2 separate regions of the Homo sapiens genome follow, and region 1 is linked to region 2. A link is an interaction called in ENCODE POLR2A ChIA-PET data of the cell type or tissue named here. Cell type or tissue: B cell. All regions are shown on one strand. Each heading gives the region's core, and the rest is flanking DNA. Links, peaks and the distances in the headings are about the cores only.

Region 1 (8,772 bases), core at 322-8,321, 160 kb before region 2:
AAAACATAGCCTAAAGCCTGGCTCCAGTTGGTACCATCCACACGTGCGGCCATTAGTGCATGCTCTTTGTGATATGAGAAGCACATCACCAAAGCTAGGCTGAGACAAGAGAATGACTTTCCCTGTCAATCTTTGGCAGCCATCTAAGTGAACTCTGCACCTAAACTAAGCGGAAGCAGAAACAGAACTTTCTCTCCAACTATTTATAGGAGGAGGAAATCTCTGCTTGAGCAGACTGACATACACTATCTCCATTCATTTATACATCCGTCTCCATACACTTCATTGGAAAGTCAAGCCCGTCTGTATCCAAATGTTCAATCTACATTTTCATACATCCATACACAGTCCTATGTCCATATAAAAACAAAAGTACATATTTGGTTTTAACTCAGAATTATCTCACTACATGATTCTATTTGTGGCCTAAAGATATTTCAATGATTAAAATTTTCAAAGGCAAGGGAAAGATAAAACTAGATCAGTTACACATTCCTCTACACTCCTTCTGGCTTCTGAAATACACTGTACATATGTAGATGGTATGGCTTTTCCATATGGCACCCACAGCTGGCATTATATGGACCCAAGTGCCTTCTGCGTAATATGGCAAAGAAACTTAAAAGCTGGATTCAGAACAGGTGCCCCTCAAGGACTCTGGGAAGCAAAGAGCTGTGCAGGAAACAAGAGGCTGGAAGACATAAGGGAGCAGATTAGTCCGTTTTAAAACTAGCCTGATTTACAGAAAGACATGATGAATGCTTTCATCATGTTCTCATATCAAGGTGAAGTCCTGTTATGAACTTCTGCCCCTGACATTATATCTCTAAACTAGTAGTACCATAAACAACTAGCAAATTTCCCTCCTTTCAGACTTGTGATGGTGGTAAAAAGTCACTGTAGCACCTAAACACGCAACTAAATTCTACTTCATTTAGGTACCTGACATATACCTCTAGAACAGCACCAGCCAACAGAAATATAATGCAAGCAATGTGGATAATTTTAGCTTTTCCAGGAAGTACAATAAAAAGTAAAAAGAAACAAAGGAAATTAATGTGATACTATTTTTAGCTTATGTGACTATCACTAAAATATTGTCATTTCAAGGACTTAGTAGACACATGTTGCTATTGGACAGCACAGCTCTGGTGATCTGTTTCATCCATATAGATATGGCTCATTTAGAAAACAATTCCTTCATGTTAAAGTTTGTTGAGGTGCATTAGAGAAAAGTTTACTCATGTGTGTGGTTCATATTTTAAATCTAAGGTCATGGTTGGTCACTTGTCCCTTCCTCTATCAAGTCACCCACAGAAAAGAAGCTCTGACAAAGGTCAAAGAAAAAGGGGCTCCTCCAGGACACTAGGGGAGTATGCTGGAGCTGGGGTAAGATTTAGTGAGCAGGGTAGAGGGGTCTTTGCTCACTTTTTCTTGGCTCTCCTCAACTCTACAAGGCCAGTGTGGTAGCATGTGTCCTAGTCTATGTGGGTGATGGTCCCATATTTAAAAAGCTAATGGGGACCAGAGTATATTCCAAGGTAAGGAAGTATGGGATGGGTGACTTAGGCCAACTCTGCTTTTGGCCTTGGCAAATACAGCTTCCTTCTTTCTGTCCCCCATCTCATGCAGCTGACATGGTAAGATTGCTCTGCTGCTTGCAAGGTCTCTTGGAAGGACAAGTAGGAGTCAAGTGGGACATTGGAAAAAGGTGTCTTCTCAGGCTAGTCTTTGACCTAAGCCTTCATAAAAGACTAAGAGATGCCCCTAAGGCTTACGCAGTTCCCTAGGGTAGGAAACTAGTAAATATTTGGGGCCAAAGCTTGAGAAAGTGATTAAGAGACAGCATGCATTGGTCTCCTCTGAGTGTTCTCTATAAAAATATCTCTCGGAAACTCAACGAGGTAATAATCACCTAGTCAAAGATTTGGGAATTTGGGCTCCTGGAGATTTCTTGAAGACCAGGCAATAATCAATGATCAAGAAGTCAATACATACTGTTTTTTTAGCAATCCAGTTATCAGATATGTACTTGATGGTGGATTTTTATTGTTTTTTTCAATCTGCATAATTAGCACTTGTAAATATATATCTTGGTGTATCTTGTAAAATCAGAAACTTTGCTAGTGTTTACTCTCCACTTCTCAAGATTACCAATGTTTTAAACATCTCTGGATATGCTATGATCCAAATCATTACTTAAATTCATGATAGAAATGTCACTGATGATATAAGCTACCAATTCGTGGGCTCCTATAGCAAACCGTGATAATTAATTAACTATAAAAATCCATACATTCAAGGAGGATGTGGTGCTTATACATATTATATAGAGCATGTTATATCGGAAAAAGCAGTGAACTGGGAGTCAGAATACTCAGGGCAACTTTATCATTACTTCACTTGGTGATTACTACAGGCAAATTACTTTCCCTTTCAGGGTCTCAGTTTTTTCATTAGTAAAATGAAGGGGTTGAATGGAGTAGTCTACAAACAGAAAGACCATCTATCTTGGTTTGTCTAGGACAGTTGTGGATTATGCCTATGGTCCAGGTGTAATTTTTAATAGCACCCCTTTTTACTCTCAAAGTATTCTAGTTTGGACAATTAATTATGTGGTCACTCTATATCACTTTTAGTTCCCAAATCTGATACTCAGTGATTGGAGTTAAAAACTCAAATGTCTATGGGCACCAGCAGGTAATGCAAATGAGTGCAGCTGGCCAGATATAATATAACAGGGAGTAGCTAGAGATGTCATCAGGAGGCTGCTACTAGTCACCTCTAGCCACTTGTGGCCCCATAGAAATGTGTCTTCAGGGTTTCAGATCATCCTATTTTTCAATATTTTCCAGGCCCCAGATTTTATGTGAAATAACTTGATTTTCAAATGTTGGCAACCAGTTCATTATTTTTAAAACACTGGGTGAGCCATACACAGTATGTCTGCAGGCTGCATAGAGCCCAGAAATCATGAGTTTGCAACCTCTGAAGGGTATACACACACAGATAAATTTATGGGATGGTAAAACACAAAGCTGCATTTCCCCACAGGCTGTTTAGGTTACCTTGATGGTGTTCTAACATTACTTCCACACACAGAATAACAGTAAATACAAGATCTAGTCACCTATGTTCAAATTAAAATTGGAAACAATAGTATTATGCACGAAATTGCTAGCCCTTCTTATTTCTAGGGAGCTAGAATGAGCAGCATGGAAGAACAATGAAGGAACTTGCATTTTTTTACTTTAGACTTTTTTACTTTTGTAATGGAAAAAATTAAAATAAGGAAAGGGTGTATCAGACATATGGACAGGTGATTCACAAAGCTTTTCACTCCAACAGGAAGACATACATCAAGCTTCTCATTCTCCCTGAAGCAACAGTCAATATCTGATGCTTCAGAAGGTGAAGCCTTCCCATAATGCACCTGTGTAGTGTTAGCCACAGGGTAGTGTAGGTGATATGTGCAGTAAAGTGGGTGAAATTAAATATCTTCAGAATTCAAAACATAGTAGGAGTTTTGGGAGAGCAGACAATACCAATATATCATGTCAACAGCAGAGACGGTGCAAAGCTCTATAGCTTTGGCCGGGCACGGTGGCTCACGCCTGTAATCCCAGCACTTTGGGAGGCAGAGGCGGGCGGATCATGAGTTCAGGAGATCGATACCATCCTGGCTAACACAGTGAAACCCCGTCTCTACTAAAAATACAAAAAATTAGCTGGGCGTGGTGGCGGGCGCCTGTAGTCCCAGCTACTCGGGAGGCTGAGGCAGGAGAATGGCGTAAACCCGGGAGGCGGAGCTTGCAGTGAGCCGAGATTGCACCACTGCACTCCAGCCTGGGCGACAGAGCGAGACTCCGTCTCAAAAAAAAAAAAAAAAAAAAAAAAAGGCTCTATAGCTTTTACACCATTACTTATATTTTATTGGAGCTAAAGGCATTTTAAAAAGTGGATTTATGCTGAATATTTATGCTGAATATTTCTGAAAATATTCCACTTCCAGCTTCTTCCCTAACAATTCCTAAGAAATGTTATTGCTAGTTAGAAATGCTTTATCTTTTCTTCTATCATATCCAATGAAGGCCTGATCTTACAGAGTCTAAACAATTGCAGTAAATACATTCCAGATTTCAGCAGCACTTTACCAACACTTGTGAATCGCTGTCATTCTTCCAGGATTCAGTTTAAGAGTGGCAATTACAAGTCACTTTAATGTCTGAGGAAAGGATGGAAAGCAAGCCCTGCAAATAGAAGGCCACATTTACTCTTTTCAAACCACAGCTCAAACTATCAGAGGAAAATACAGTTTTTATGTAAGCGCTCAAACAGTTTTCCCCAAATCTTGCAGAATCCATTACTTTTAAGAAATTTCCACATGAATAGACCAAACGAATCAGGCATACTAATACTTTGTACATGCACACACACAAGTGCCAGTTCCATATCATACTGTCACAAACTCTAGAGCTAAACACATTCACACGCTTCGGATTAAATGATCAGGGTAGAAATATGCATTGTGAATAAAATAACTTACCTATCTTACCTATAAAATTCCCCATTTCAGTTGTTTTCTGCCACTGCCACTTTTGAAGTTATCCTCAACTGAACTCTTTGTACACATTCCTGCAAACCAGCTCACTGTTGGAATGTCTCTCATTTATTCATTCATCATTCATTCATTCAACAAAGAAATTTATATTTAGCTAGGTGGAGACACAGGGGACAAGATGTGTTCCCTTGAGACACTTGAGAGGCTCACAGTCTAGCCCACACAGAACTCAGCTTTAGTTATGTGCTTCTGTGCCACAAGAACTATTAAATCTTCCCGCCAAATTAGTTTTCATCAGCCCTCTTTGCATTTTTGACATCAGGTTCTGCCTGGTCATGGGGCCTTTCCCTGGAGACCTAGTCCTTGCCTGGTTTCCCACTTCTACTCAGAACATTGTCTTTGCACATTTCACAACAAATTATGTCCTAGTGGCATTTCCCCAAGTTTTTTTACACCTTTTTCTTGGTAGGTTAGCCCCCTCAAAGCAAACTTGATTTACTTTCTTTGCTCAGATAAGCATTTCAGTTGCTTTGTTCAATTCCTTACCACAAAGACCACAAGACTGAGATATGTTCTGACACAGCCCTGTAAGAATGCTGCACTAAGAAGGTGCTTCCTCCTCCATGCTCCCTAGGACCACTGCACATGCCTTCACTAAAGCAGTTATCTCGTGGCTGCAATGTGCCTTTACTTTTACGAGTGCCTCCACTACCAAGATGGAAACCCCTCCAGAGCAGGGACTATGCTCTACGCTTGGCATCTCCAGAAGCCCAGCGTGAGGAGGCACCTCACCCACCCATCAGGAACTTGAAGTGTTTCCAATAGCAAATCCCCTTGTTCAATATGCAGGGTTTCTAGCTGGACTTATGATTTGCTGCGCATTATAGTGACTTTATCAACCTCAGGTGGAAGTAGGCTTTTAATGAAAATATGAAAGAACTATTCATTTATTCATGCAGCATTATTCTATATACTGCACAATGTTTAACACTTCTGAACTCAGGGAAGAATGCCAGGAGCATTCTCCAGTCATTGGAATATCCCCAAATGCCATCTTGCTATCTAAGGAGACAAAAGCACCACCCTATCCCACACCAAAAAGTTGAATAGACCAAACGAATCAGGCATACTAATACTTTGTACATGCACACACACAAGTGCCAGTTTCATATCATACTGTCACAAACTCTAGAGCTAAACACATTCACACGCTTTGGATTAAATGATCAGGGTAGAAATATGCATTGTGAATAAAATAACTTACCTATCTTACCTATAAAATTCCCCATTTCAGTTGTTTTCTGCCACTGCCACTTTTGAAGTTATCCTAGGGTATTTTTGAGGAAGTCATTACAGAGATAAAATAACACATAAAACTTTCAGCCAAAAAGACTGTTTTGGTCTCTACTCTTAAAACTTAAATCCAAGCTCTAATCATTTCCAAGCCTTCAAAGTTACAATGGAAGGTAAAGAAGTTCAGGATTTAGGACAAACCTGTTTTCAGAACCTGCTTACTCAATCACTTGATAACACATTGTTTAATGCATTGGAACTTAGGAAAAGGAAGTATAACATTTCCTTTATCTTTATGACACCACTGCTGACAGCAGAGTTACCTCCATTTCTTTAAACTTATTAAGTTGGAGTCCTTCTAGGGTTTGCCAACACACTATACAGATGAACTTTCTGTTTAGGACAGTGAGGAATGCCTTTCTTCCCCAGCTCCGTGTGGTTCCCCTCTTCTCCCTTATGTTTAATGCACATCTCAGCTTCATCCCACTTTCAAGCTTTCCTCAGATGCCCTAGATCCATTTTCAGGGATGTACTGTATCCACCCCCTGTTCTGTCATCTCCTAACCCTCCAAAATGTTTCACTCCTATGTCTTTGAGGAGAACAGATGCCTTTCTCTGGCCCTTTTAAATGTAAAGATGTTTCTATGGCTATGCTTTTAAGTGTTAAGTTGTTTCTATGGCTATTTGGAATCCCAAATAGATTGGAAATTTCCCAAGGGCACACACATCCCAGTTTTTATTCTATATTCCCATGGTAACCATGCATTTAATAAATATAGTTTATGACTATCACAAATGTGGATATAGCCCCCTTTTCTTTTATATATATTTATAAACTATGTTCTTAAGCATTTCATATGTTTACTTTTTCTTTCTGTGTCCTTTACATTTTAGTTCACTTTAAATTATAGTCTTAAAGGAGAATAATTCTGAAACCGAATTCTATCCATAAAATAACTAGTATTGGACCATCTACAATTAACTGTTAATAAATGCTTTGAGGTTGGTTTTTTGTTTTTTGTTTTTGTTTTTGGCAGTAGTTATAAGCTTGGCCTAAGGAGCTGACTTCTATTCCCACAGAATCCTAGAATCAGATTTTATAACTAGAAAGGATCTTAGAGGTCATCTAGTCCATATTCTACCCTATGTTTCAGGGATCTGAGGCTCTGAGAGGTTAAGAATCTTACCCCAAGTCACACAATTCACTAATGATCAAGCCAAGAATACAACCAGGTGTACTCACCCCAATTCCAGTTTTTTTCCCAATATCTCACCACCCCAAAACTTTGCTTATCTTTCATCTAGAAATGTGCACCAACTGCCTTCTAGTCTCCTAATATTTGTAGTGAATGACCCTGAAATGTGTTCATGTTTTTGGCACTACTGCTCTACTTATGTAATTAAAATACAATTTTTGGATGTAGGAAATGTTGGAGATAACTGAAATTTTCAGCACCTTTTAAAGTTGCAACCGGAAAAAATGATCACTGAATACATCATAACACAGTATGGGCTAATTGAAAGGCATTCACCATGCTGCTACAAACTAATAAACAACAAAAATGATTGCAAAGTAATCTGACTTCACAAAGTGCTATAGTGATTCAACCTCCACCCCCAGAGAGCGAATAAATACAAAATATTATTAGAAATATAACATGGTCGACTTGGCCTGAGGTGAAATGCAGAAGACTGCTAGATTGACTTTAAAATGCCGTGGAGGAGCGTGGGATGTCATGGAACGGGGAAAGTGAGTTTCTTGGAGCCCAGTGTGGTGTCTTGAAGTCACTGTGCTCCATCCATCAGACTGCCACAGATACAAAGATAGCAAGAATGGCCACTTTCTTTAACCAAAAAAGGCCCTGGCGGTCTCAGGCAGACACAGAGGGGCACACACTTGGTAGGTCTCAAACTGTCAGAGTTCCTGCCCTTTCCTCCGTGGCCAGCCCCCTTAGTGTGAAGGGGTTGGCATGGGGCCTTTCCCAGACCCTCTCATGGGAAGCCAATTCAGCAAAGTCGGAGGCACAGCCCCCGTGTGAACGCAAGCCTGCACGCCTGAATAGCGGCAGCTGGCTTTGGAGAAAAATGGGACAACTGTCTCCTGCCCGGCTTTCAAGAGCTGCCATTCTTTCTTTCCAGGGGCTGAGCCAATTTCTCGGTGCCACCCACTCTCGCGCCTGCCCCCAGCCCCCGTTTCCTCCCCCGCTCGGGCCGGCGCGGGTCCACCCGACTACAATGCAGCGCGCGGCTGACCCAGCTGCTCCGGCTCCTGCCCGGGGTAACCACGGTAACCGCGGGCCGCCAGGAATGCGCGCTAATTGAAGGCCGAGTTTCCTCCCACAGTGATGAGCAACAAGTGAAGCAAAAATAGTGAGGCGGAATAAAGGCTGCGAGGAGGGGGCGGCGGGCGCGACCGGGGTGGCTGGGGGCTTAGGGAAGGGGAAATAGCGCCTGCAAGACCGCATTTGTTCTCTTAACACAGGGCAGTGAACGGCCGCGAACGACGTCATTTATGGTTCAAAAATCTTAGGGCAATTTTTTCAGAAAACAACTATTACGTCAAACCCCCACCTCTTTGCTGGGCCCCTCTGCTCGATTCAGGTACCTAGATGAATGGAGATGTACGTGCACATACATAGGTCCCCAGGAACGAAATGCCAGATAGCAGCAGGGTTCAGCAGGTGGAGGTGAGCCGACACTAATTTCCCCCCCAACCCTCTGGATCTTCTGTTCTCTTCAATCTATGGGAGACCCTTCAAGGTGGTCAGCAGCTAAAGATGGGTGACCATCATACCAGTTGGCCTAGACAGTTCCGGTTTATGCCTGTTGTCTTGCCAGAAATTATTAAAAGTCCCCCCTTTTCACTCTCAAGAGTATCCTAGTTTGGATGATAAGTTGTAAAGTCACCCTATCTAAAG
Region 2 (8,772 bases), core at 380-8,379:
TGGCCTCATAAAATCTGAACTCTAAACTATTACATTTGCACAGGCTTTGGAGCTATCATCCAATCGATCCCACTTTACTTCACAGAACCACACCTAAACCAGTTCAGATGAATGAGTCTACAGTGCTTTTTAAAAAATGAAAACAGAACCTATAGACTTGGAGAAAATATTTTCAAATTACATATCTGATAAAGAACTTCTGTCTAGAATATATTTTTTAAAACTCCCACAACCTACTAATAAGGAAACAAACAACTCAATTAAAAAGCGGACAAATGATTTGAATACATATTCACCAAAAATGATATGTGGATGGCAAATAAGCACATGAAAAGATGCTCAAAATCCTTAATCATTAGGGACACACAAATCAAAACCACAGTGAGTTACCGTTACATTACTATTAAAATATCTGAAATTAAAAAGATTGACGATACCAAATGTTGGTGGAAAATGTAGAGTACTTGGGACAATCTTATATACTGCTGGTGGGAATGTAAAATAGTCCATTTTACAGTTTTTCAGTTTCTTACAAAATTAAACATACATCTACCTAAACATGCACACCTATATCTACATGATCCCATCATTCTACTCCTAGGTATATACTCAAGAGAAATGAAGGCCTATGTCTGCAGGGCACAGTGGCTCATGTCTATAATCCCAGCACTTTGGGAGGCTGAAGCAAGTGGATCACCTGAGGTCAGGAGTTTGAGACCAGCCTGTCCAACAGAGTGAAACCCCATCTTAACTAAAAATACAAAAATTAGCTGGGTGTGGTGGTGGGCACCTGTAAGCCCAGCTACTTAGGCTGAGGCAAAAGAATCACTTGAACCAGAGAGGTGGAGGTTGCAGTGAACCAAGATTGCACCACTGCACTTCAGCCTAGGCAACAGAGTGACAGTCCATCTCAAAAAAGAAAAAAAAAAGCCTATGTCTATGCAAAGACTGGGACATGAATGTTCATAGCAGGTTTATTTGTAATAGCCAAAAACCTAAAAACATCCTAGATGTCCAATGACGAGTGAATGGATAAACACATTGTGTCACATTTACACATAGGAATACTATACAGCAACGAAAAGAAATGAACTATTGATTCATACAACAACATGGATGAATCTCAAAATAATTACACTGCTTGAAAGTCAGACAAAAAAGGGTACATACTATATTATTCCATTTATATAAAATTCTAGAAAATGCAAACCCATCTCTACAGTGGCAGAAAGCAGTTTAATGGTTGCCTGGGGGGCATAGGGCAGGGAGGGGGTGAGAGGGAGGGCTTAAAAAGGGGCACACGGGATGATGTGACCTTGGTTGCAGTGATGGCTTCACGGATGTATACATATGTCAAATCTTGTATATTTTAAATTTGTGCAGTTTGTATATCAATAATAAAGCTGTTTTTTAAAAATATATATATATATAAAAGATAAATAAAACCCTCTTTTAGGAGGCAGTATGATACTGTGGAAAGAAATTAAGTGGTGCAGTGGAGACCAAAATTGAGGTCAGACCTGCCCTCCTACTTATAAACCCTTGAAAGCTTGCTTAAATTACTTAATCAAAAAAATCAGAATACCAGTTTTACCCAGGAGTAGAGAATAAATAATACAACATATATAAAGGTATACTAGGTATTTGATAAATGCTGGTTCTCATACCTTTTCCTTCCAGAAAAAGATATCTGACAACAAAATTTTTTCAGTAACTCATCATGTCAAGAAATTTTTATTTAGCCAGAGTCCCACACACACTGATTAAGACATCATGCTTCTCTAATTCTGCCATGAGCAAATCCTGTATTCTAAGAAGCAGAGTATCACTTACTGATATTTGTCCCCATCCTGAACAGTCCTCCTTGTACTTGATAAGTGCCTGAAATTCCATCCTTCTGGTTTTATGACTTCAGGTAAAGGTTTGAGTCTTTAAGTTAAATTTTAAGTCTTCTTTAAGTTAAATTACGCACCAAGTCAGCAAATACCTCACCACCGGACTCTTAGTCCTTGTACTAGTTTCCTAGGGCTGCCACAGCAAATTACTACAAACTAGGCAGCTTAAAAACAAGAGAAATTTATTTTCTCACATATTGGAAGCCAGAAGTCTGAAATCAAGCTGGTGACAGAGCCACACAGCCTCCAAAGACTCTAGGGAAGACTCCTTCCTTGTCTCTTGCTCGTTTCTGTTGGCTACGGGCGTTTCTTGCATTGTGGCAGCATAATTCCAATCTCTGCCACTCCTTCAAAAGGCCGTCTGCTCTGTCTTCTCTTCTCTTATAAGGACACTTGCCACTGGCTTTAGAGTCCATCCTAATTTAGGGTTATCTCATCTCAAAAGCTTTAACTTAATTACTCCTGCAATGATCCTTTTTCCAAAAAAGATTACATTCCCAGGTTTTGGAAGACATACCATTTTGGAGGGCACCGTTCAACTCACTACAGCCCTATATCCAGCCCCTAGGAAACAGAATTTTACTCTTTCCTGTGGAACTAGAACAGAGCCTTGCAAAACTTCACCCAGTGATCCAAACAGCCACTAGCAGCCAGCCAAAATTAGCAGGGATGTACCCTGCTTGCTGTCCTGGCAGGGAGTCTTAACATTTCAAGTCTCATCTGTAAATCTCATCCTAGGGTGAATTAAGAATCTGAGAAAGGGGTGTAGAAAATGGATGGGGTATCAAATCTTCATTTTTGCCTGAGTTAGGCACTAACTTCAAACACCTTAAATTCAAACCTAGCCACTATGAGTCACTCTCTGGAAGAAAATGGGCGGTTAGAGATTCATCCATCTCACAGCTAGGCAAATTTCCCTAAGTGATTCATGAGTTGACACTGAAATTTAAAACCCCCTGTCAGTGGGGGAGCTTGGTGGGGACTTCTCCCTTACCTATAGTCTCCGTCAGGCCTTCCCAGTCACCTAAACAAATACAGCCTAAGAAGTAAGTGCACAGCCGGGCGCGGTGGCTCACGCCTGTAACCCCAGCCCTTTGGGAGGCCGAGGTAGGCGGATCACAAGGTCAGGAGATCGAGACCATCCTGGCTAACACGGTGAAACCCCGTCTCTACTAAAAATAGAAAAATTAGCCTGGTGTGGTGGTGGGCGCCTGTAATCCCAGCTGCTCAGGAGGCTGAGACAGGTGAATGGCATGAATCGGGAGGCGGAGCTTGCAGTGAGCCGAGATTGGGCCACTGCACTCCAGCCTGGGGGACAGAGCCAGACTCTGTCTTGAAAAAAAAGAAGTAAGTGCGCTTGTAATGCAAACCAACCTCTGCCCGTCCCCCCACCCCCCGTCTCTTCCTTCTTAGCTATTATCATCAGTTTTCTCTTCTTTCCAACTAAAGGAGCAAAGGCATTTTTATCATTCTCTTGTTCCTGATTTGAAGAATGGTTTCTACTTGACTTTATATCTTTCCAAGTCAAAATCCGTTCCTTGCTTTGGCTTTTAGATCTGAACTTTTCAAGACTTCGCAGTTTTGTAGAACTGCTTGGTAAGGCTCGATCAGGCTTCCTGTCACGGTGACACTGTTTCCCTTGACCTTCAGTGAATTTCTTTAACTGTGCTCTCCTTTCCCTTCCTGTGGCGAGCAAGCATCTGTGGTGGGTGTGGTAGGAGACAGGGGCATGAAGTGTAATTTCTCTGTGTTTTCGTTATGTTTCTTTGGGAAATGGCTCCTCCTGTCCATCCTTTCTCCTTTACATTTCTTTTTTGGTGAAAATTTCTCCACCTCAGCTCTTTCACTAAGCCTGTTGGAAGCAGCTTGCTAAAAATCTATTTTCTTCCGTTTACTGACTTCTCTTCTTCCTTAGAGCCTGAACTTTGCCTGTGTGTAGTCATTTTCTCTGAAGTCACTGAAAACTTAGAGCTCAGAAACCTTGTCCTTTTTTGCAAAAGCCCAATCAAGAAAGACACCTCCTCCTGGGCCTCTACCTCCATTTCACTTCCAAGGGACTCCTTGACAGGAAGTGATCAGCTATAGGAAAGTCTGGGCTGAAGGACCCCAATTCCACTACATTCCGTGTCTGGACAGCAGGCAACTAGTTTAAAGCAACGGCTTTCAAACTTTGCTGACTATAATCTGCACTATGACAATGCCATTTGCATCTCAACTCAGAGATATATACACATATACATAAATTTTTAAAAGTTCACAAAACTACACTTATCCTTACAATGGGTGGTGCTATTCCCTTTCTTTCCCCTCCTCCTTCCCTCCCTTTCTTCCTCTTTGCCTTCCTTCCCTCCCTCCCTTCCTTCCTTCTTTCCTTCCTTCCTTCCTTTTTTTCTGTTTCCTTTTTTCCTTTCTGTCCCAGATGCTGAACACAACCCACTGAATTGATTTTATGATACATGGATTGGTCAGTCTGCAATTTTGAAAAACGCAGGTCTAAAGCAAGCTGCACCACTCTCCGGCTTTTGGTTAGGAAGTCCATCAAACTCCCCTTTATTGTTCCTCTTTCAATTCAGCCTCAAGGCTTTTTAGCAGCTGCTTCCTGATCCTATGATGAGGTATGTATCGATCCTAGGTCCTTTTTTTCCCTGCCTGTCTTTCTTGAACAGCCAGCCCTCACTGCTTTCTAATCAGGGTGTGAGTGTCATCTCACTCCATCTCAGGTATGCCAGTTGGGACACAGACATAGTCATAAATCAAAACCTCTAGGGCTGCCATCTCACTGACCTTGCAAATATAAACAGGGCCAGTTGTTCAGGTCTCTCCCTCCTTCCTCTTTTCTATTTCTGCAGTCCTCCTTCTCTGTGGAAAACAAGCGTCCGTTTTAGGTCTTGCCCCCACACCTTTCTTTATTAGACTTAATAAACCGTGTCTGTGGCAAACAGTTTTATGACTATTAGGTTTACATCTCCCCCTCATGGCGGCTGACTCGTAAAAGCATTTGTAATCTACATTGTACATTCCACACTGGGTAATACGGAGCAGAGTTTAATGTTGCTCACATTTTAGCATCAGCAGCCAAAGACAGAAACATCGTGGGGCTGAGGAGGAAATCTGTTCTTCATCCCCCCTCTTTTCTCATTTACAAAGCTGCCAGCTTCTCAAGAGTATACCGGGTAGGCTCTTCACGTATGATTTCTCAGGTTTGCTGACTCATTAGCCGAACTTCAATCTTTACCACCCATTAGAAGGAAAGATGTTTCACAGAGATTTCTCTTTTCAAATTCTCCCCTATCAAACCCACAGCCTCAGAGTGTAGGTATATTTAGGACAGATTCTTGATTCTCAGTATTTGTTATTTAAAACCAAATCCTCACAATTTAAAGTCAACGTTATTTAGGGAAAGTGGCAGGATGGAGTGCTCCCGGATGGATAATCCCAGGCCAGGATCCTGGCAGTCCCACCTGCTGAGTTCCTTGCAAGGCCTTTCTGCACACCTGACAGGTAAGGGCGCCTCCTGTGTCTATTTTCAGTCTGTATCAGTTGCTTGGAATACTGATTAGAGATGTGAGAAAGCCTCTTTGGGACACAAAGGAACAAAGAAAACGGACCAAGTAGGAGAAATGTGGTGCTGTGCAAGGAAGAAGGCCTTGTAATCCCTACAGTAATACAATAATTCTCAACATGGATCTGTTTGGTTTGGTTTTGCCCCAAACCTCATTTTACATAATACTGACCCTTAATAAATAAAATGATTAATGTTTTGTTAATAGGAGTATAAATAGTATTAATTACTGAAAAATAAAATAATAAAACTCCCTTAATAAATATTGTTGAAATGGAAAATATGACTGCTCACATTTATATAAAATCTGGGGCTTTGATTCTAGTTTTATGAAATATTGTCATATGAAAACTAGCTGTCCTGAACCCTTGGAGCTCAGAATGTCCACCAGGTCTGTTATAGAGGCAAGGTTTGCTCTACCATATTGGCATTATTTTGTTGTTGCTTCCCATCTGTAACATATTTGCCTCAGTCACTGATATTTATAGGTTGTGTATCACTACTGAGGAGAAGAGTGCCTAAGCATTTGCTTAAAACTTGCTTCCTAGCCCTTGGAATAGCACTATTCCTGTTATCTATTGGTGCTTAACAAATTACCCCAAAACTTAATGACTAAGGACAATAATTTCATTTTGCTCCCCTTTTTGTGGGTCAGGAATTTGGACAGGACTTGACCGGGCAGTTTTTCTGTTTCATATGGCATCAGCTGGAGTGGCCTGATGGGCTGCAAGGTCCATTTCTAAGAGGATCATTCACATGGTTGGCTGTTGGCTGGGAGCTCAGCAGGGACTGTTGACCAGTGGCCTTTCTAGCTTGGTGTTCTGGGGGTAGTCGGACTTCTTATATGGCAGCTCAGGAGTTCCCAGAAAAAGAGTGTCAAGACCCAAAGAAGGAAAGCTTCCCTCAAGACGTGGGTTCAAAAACTGATCAATTATCACTTCCACCATGTTGTATTCTATTGGTCAGAGTAGTCACAGAGACTACCCAGATTCTAGGGCAGTAGACATAGACCCCACCTCTCTAGGCAAAGAGTATCACAGATCTGGGGTGACCATTACTCTACCATAAGAAAAAATTACTAATTGCTAACATAGGCCTCAGATATTGTATACCTCTTGGCCTCTGAAGGGCAGAGAGTAGGCATGGAGAGGACACAGCCAAGATCCTGCTTTTGCTTTGAGACTTACTACTGGTGTCCCAGTAAAATGATGAGCATGCAGCAAACACTTGATAGATCTTATTGCTGATTGTTGTAACTGCCACATTCCCTTAAGTATAGTTCTATTGAAGACATATTCAGTCAGTGAGTCAGAAATTATCTATGAAACATTTACTGTGTGCCAGACATTCTCCTAGGTGCTAGGAACACAATGGTCAACAAAATACCCAGTCATGGTCCTTGCCTTCATAGAGGGTATGATCTAGTGTAGGAGACCAATATTTATCAAATGATTTCATAAATAAGTGTAAAATCACATCTGATAGAAGTGCCATAAAAACAGGTGTATGGTGCAAGATCAAGGAAGACTTCCCTAAAGAAGGGACGATTGAACTAAAATCTGAAAAATGAGGGAAGCAGGAGAGGACTAACCATCAGGCTGCAGAAATGGACTTCTACAAAGTCCCTAGGCAGAGAGGAACTTGGTGAGAATGACAGCCAAAAGAAGACCAGTGTACTGGAAAGGAGTGAGCCAAAGAGAACCCAGTGCAAGTTGAGGCTGGGGAGGAGGAAGGGCCAGAGACTACAGGCCCTTGGAAATCATCAGGTTTGATCCCCTAGGTTGTATGTGGACACCTGGCCCAGCCTTACCATGGTCCATCCATTCATCCAGACATCCAGCTCTTCATCCATCTACCCATCTGTCTGTACATCCACTCACTCAGTCATCAAACCCTGACTGATCACCCTCCATCTGCTAGAGACACAGGTAAATAAGACCACCTAATCCACCTAATCTGTACCTTTATAGAGCTCACTGCCACCCCCACTAGGTGTTTAAGTCTTTACTGTCTTCACCAAGTAATGAGATTCCAAAGATCTCTCTAGTTTTAACACCAAAAGATAATATCCCATGAACTTTACCCTTAATCCACCCCCACTCCCCAATAACGTTTGTTTGAAAATGCATCTTTTCGTCACAGAAAATGCTTGGTGCTAGAATGGAAATGAGCCAACACAACCGCTATCGTAAAACTCTATTATCTTCACCAAACAATGAGATCTCTAAAGGCCTCTCTAGTTTTAACATCCAAAATAATTTGGAAATGAATTAAATTGAGTTGATTAGAGTTATGGGGGGGAAAAATGGCAGATAGGAGGGAGGACTAACTTGCAGCTCCCACTTGGATGAACAGAACAGCATATAGAGACTCACATCATGAACCTTTGCTCCAAGAACTACCACAGGAACATACCAGGAAAACTGAAACAATTCACAGACCCTTTCAAAGAAGCAGCTTGCTTCTGCAAACATCATGAGATAGCCAAAAAACTGTGAATGCCCAAAGTGTGAGAGGGGGAAAGTCTGCCTCCAAACACACATCCTCACTGGGGAACCTGAAAATCCAGATCACAGGAGAAGGATTTAACCTTTCCTAGAGGTAAAATGAATTTAGAGAGCTGAGAAACATATAAAAGTAGAAGAAGCAGCAGGAAGAGCCCTGTAAGCACTCTCAGTCCCCAGGGAAGCCATTTCTGACTTTATCTCACAGGGGTCCTTGGGGAGGGCAGCCAGGGGTATTGGGGAAGGACCACAGGGAGAAGGAAACTTCCAGCTGAACTTTGTAATAATTTCAACCAAGTGTAAATTGTCCAGGGCAGAATGGGGATGGGGGAATGGCAAACAGGAAGTGCAAACAAGAGCACAGAAGCCACCACAGTGGGGTAGTGGCAGGGCCTGAAAGCTCTGCTTGCTTTCTCCTCAGGGAGGCTTATAGCCTGGGGCAAGATCTCATCCCTGCTTACCGGCTGCCTAAATATAAACTCAGTGCTGTTGGTGGGGCACAGTGAAAGTGAGACTGGCCTTGCTGGCTGTGTGGGAGCTGGGTGAGGCACCCACTGCCAGCTTTACCCCCACTTCCCTGGCAACCTGTATGATGCAGCAGAGGCAACCACAATCCCTCTGGGAACATAACTCCTTTGGCCTGAGAACCACACCCTCCATCCCCGACAGCAAGCCCCATCCGAGGAGAGTCTGAGCTCAGACACACCTAACCCTGCCCCCACCTTATGGTCTTTCTCTACATGCCCTGGTAGCCAAAGACAAAAGACATAATCTCTTGGAAGCTCTAAGGCCTCACCCATCACCTGAGAAA

What was found. Peaks named below come from ENCODE experiments on the same cell type or tissue, not always from the same donor. Only the 100,000 strongest peaks of a DNase experiment are listed, where the experiment ranks them.
Region 1: POLR2A ChIA-PET joins it to region 2 with 10 read pairs; 2 of 35 experiments call an interaction of 5 or more read pairs at or near these places.

The regions. Positions count from the first base shown.
Region 1 is chr1:166,939,619-166,948,390 of GRCh38, forward strand. All of the region lies in intron 3 of ILDR2 (immunoglobulin like domain containing receptor 2), which reads right to left. The region is part of intron 1 of LOC124904449 (a long non-coding RNA gene); the gene reads left to right. Among named protein-coding and RNA genes, the nearest start is that of ILDR2, 32 kb to the right of the region's middle. RefSeq lists a silencer at 8,027-8,076. In B cell, for the core only: no CTCF peak of the experiment used is centred there; a DNase peak (open chromatin) is centred at 8,231; H3K4me3 peaks cover 629 bases; H3K27me3 peaks cover 1,294 bases.
Region 2 is chr1:167,100,889-167,109,660 of GRCh38, forward strand. All of the region lies in intron 2 of STYXL2 (serine/threonine/tyrosine interacting like 2), which reads left to right. Among named protein-coding and RNA genes, the nearest start is that of STYXL2, 11 kb to the left of the region's middle. RefSeq lists a silencer at 2,724-3,018. In B cell, for the core only: no CTCF peak of the experiment used is centred there; DNase peaks (open chromatin) are centred at 3,413 and 4,563; H3K4me3 peaks cover 1,515 bases.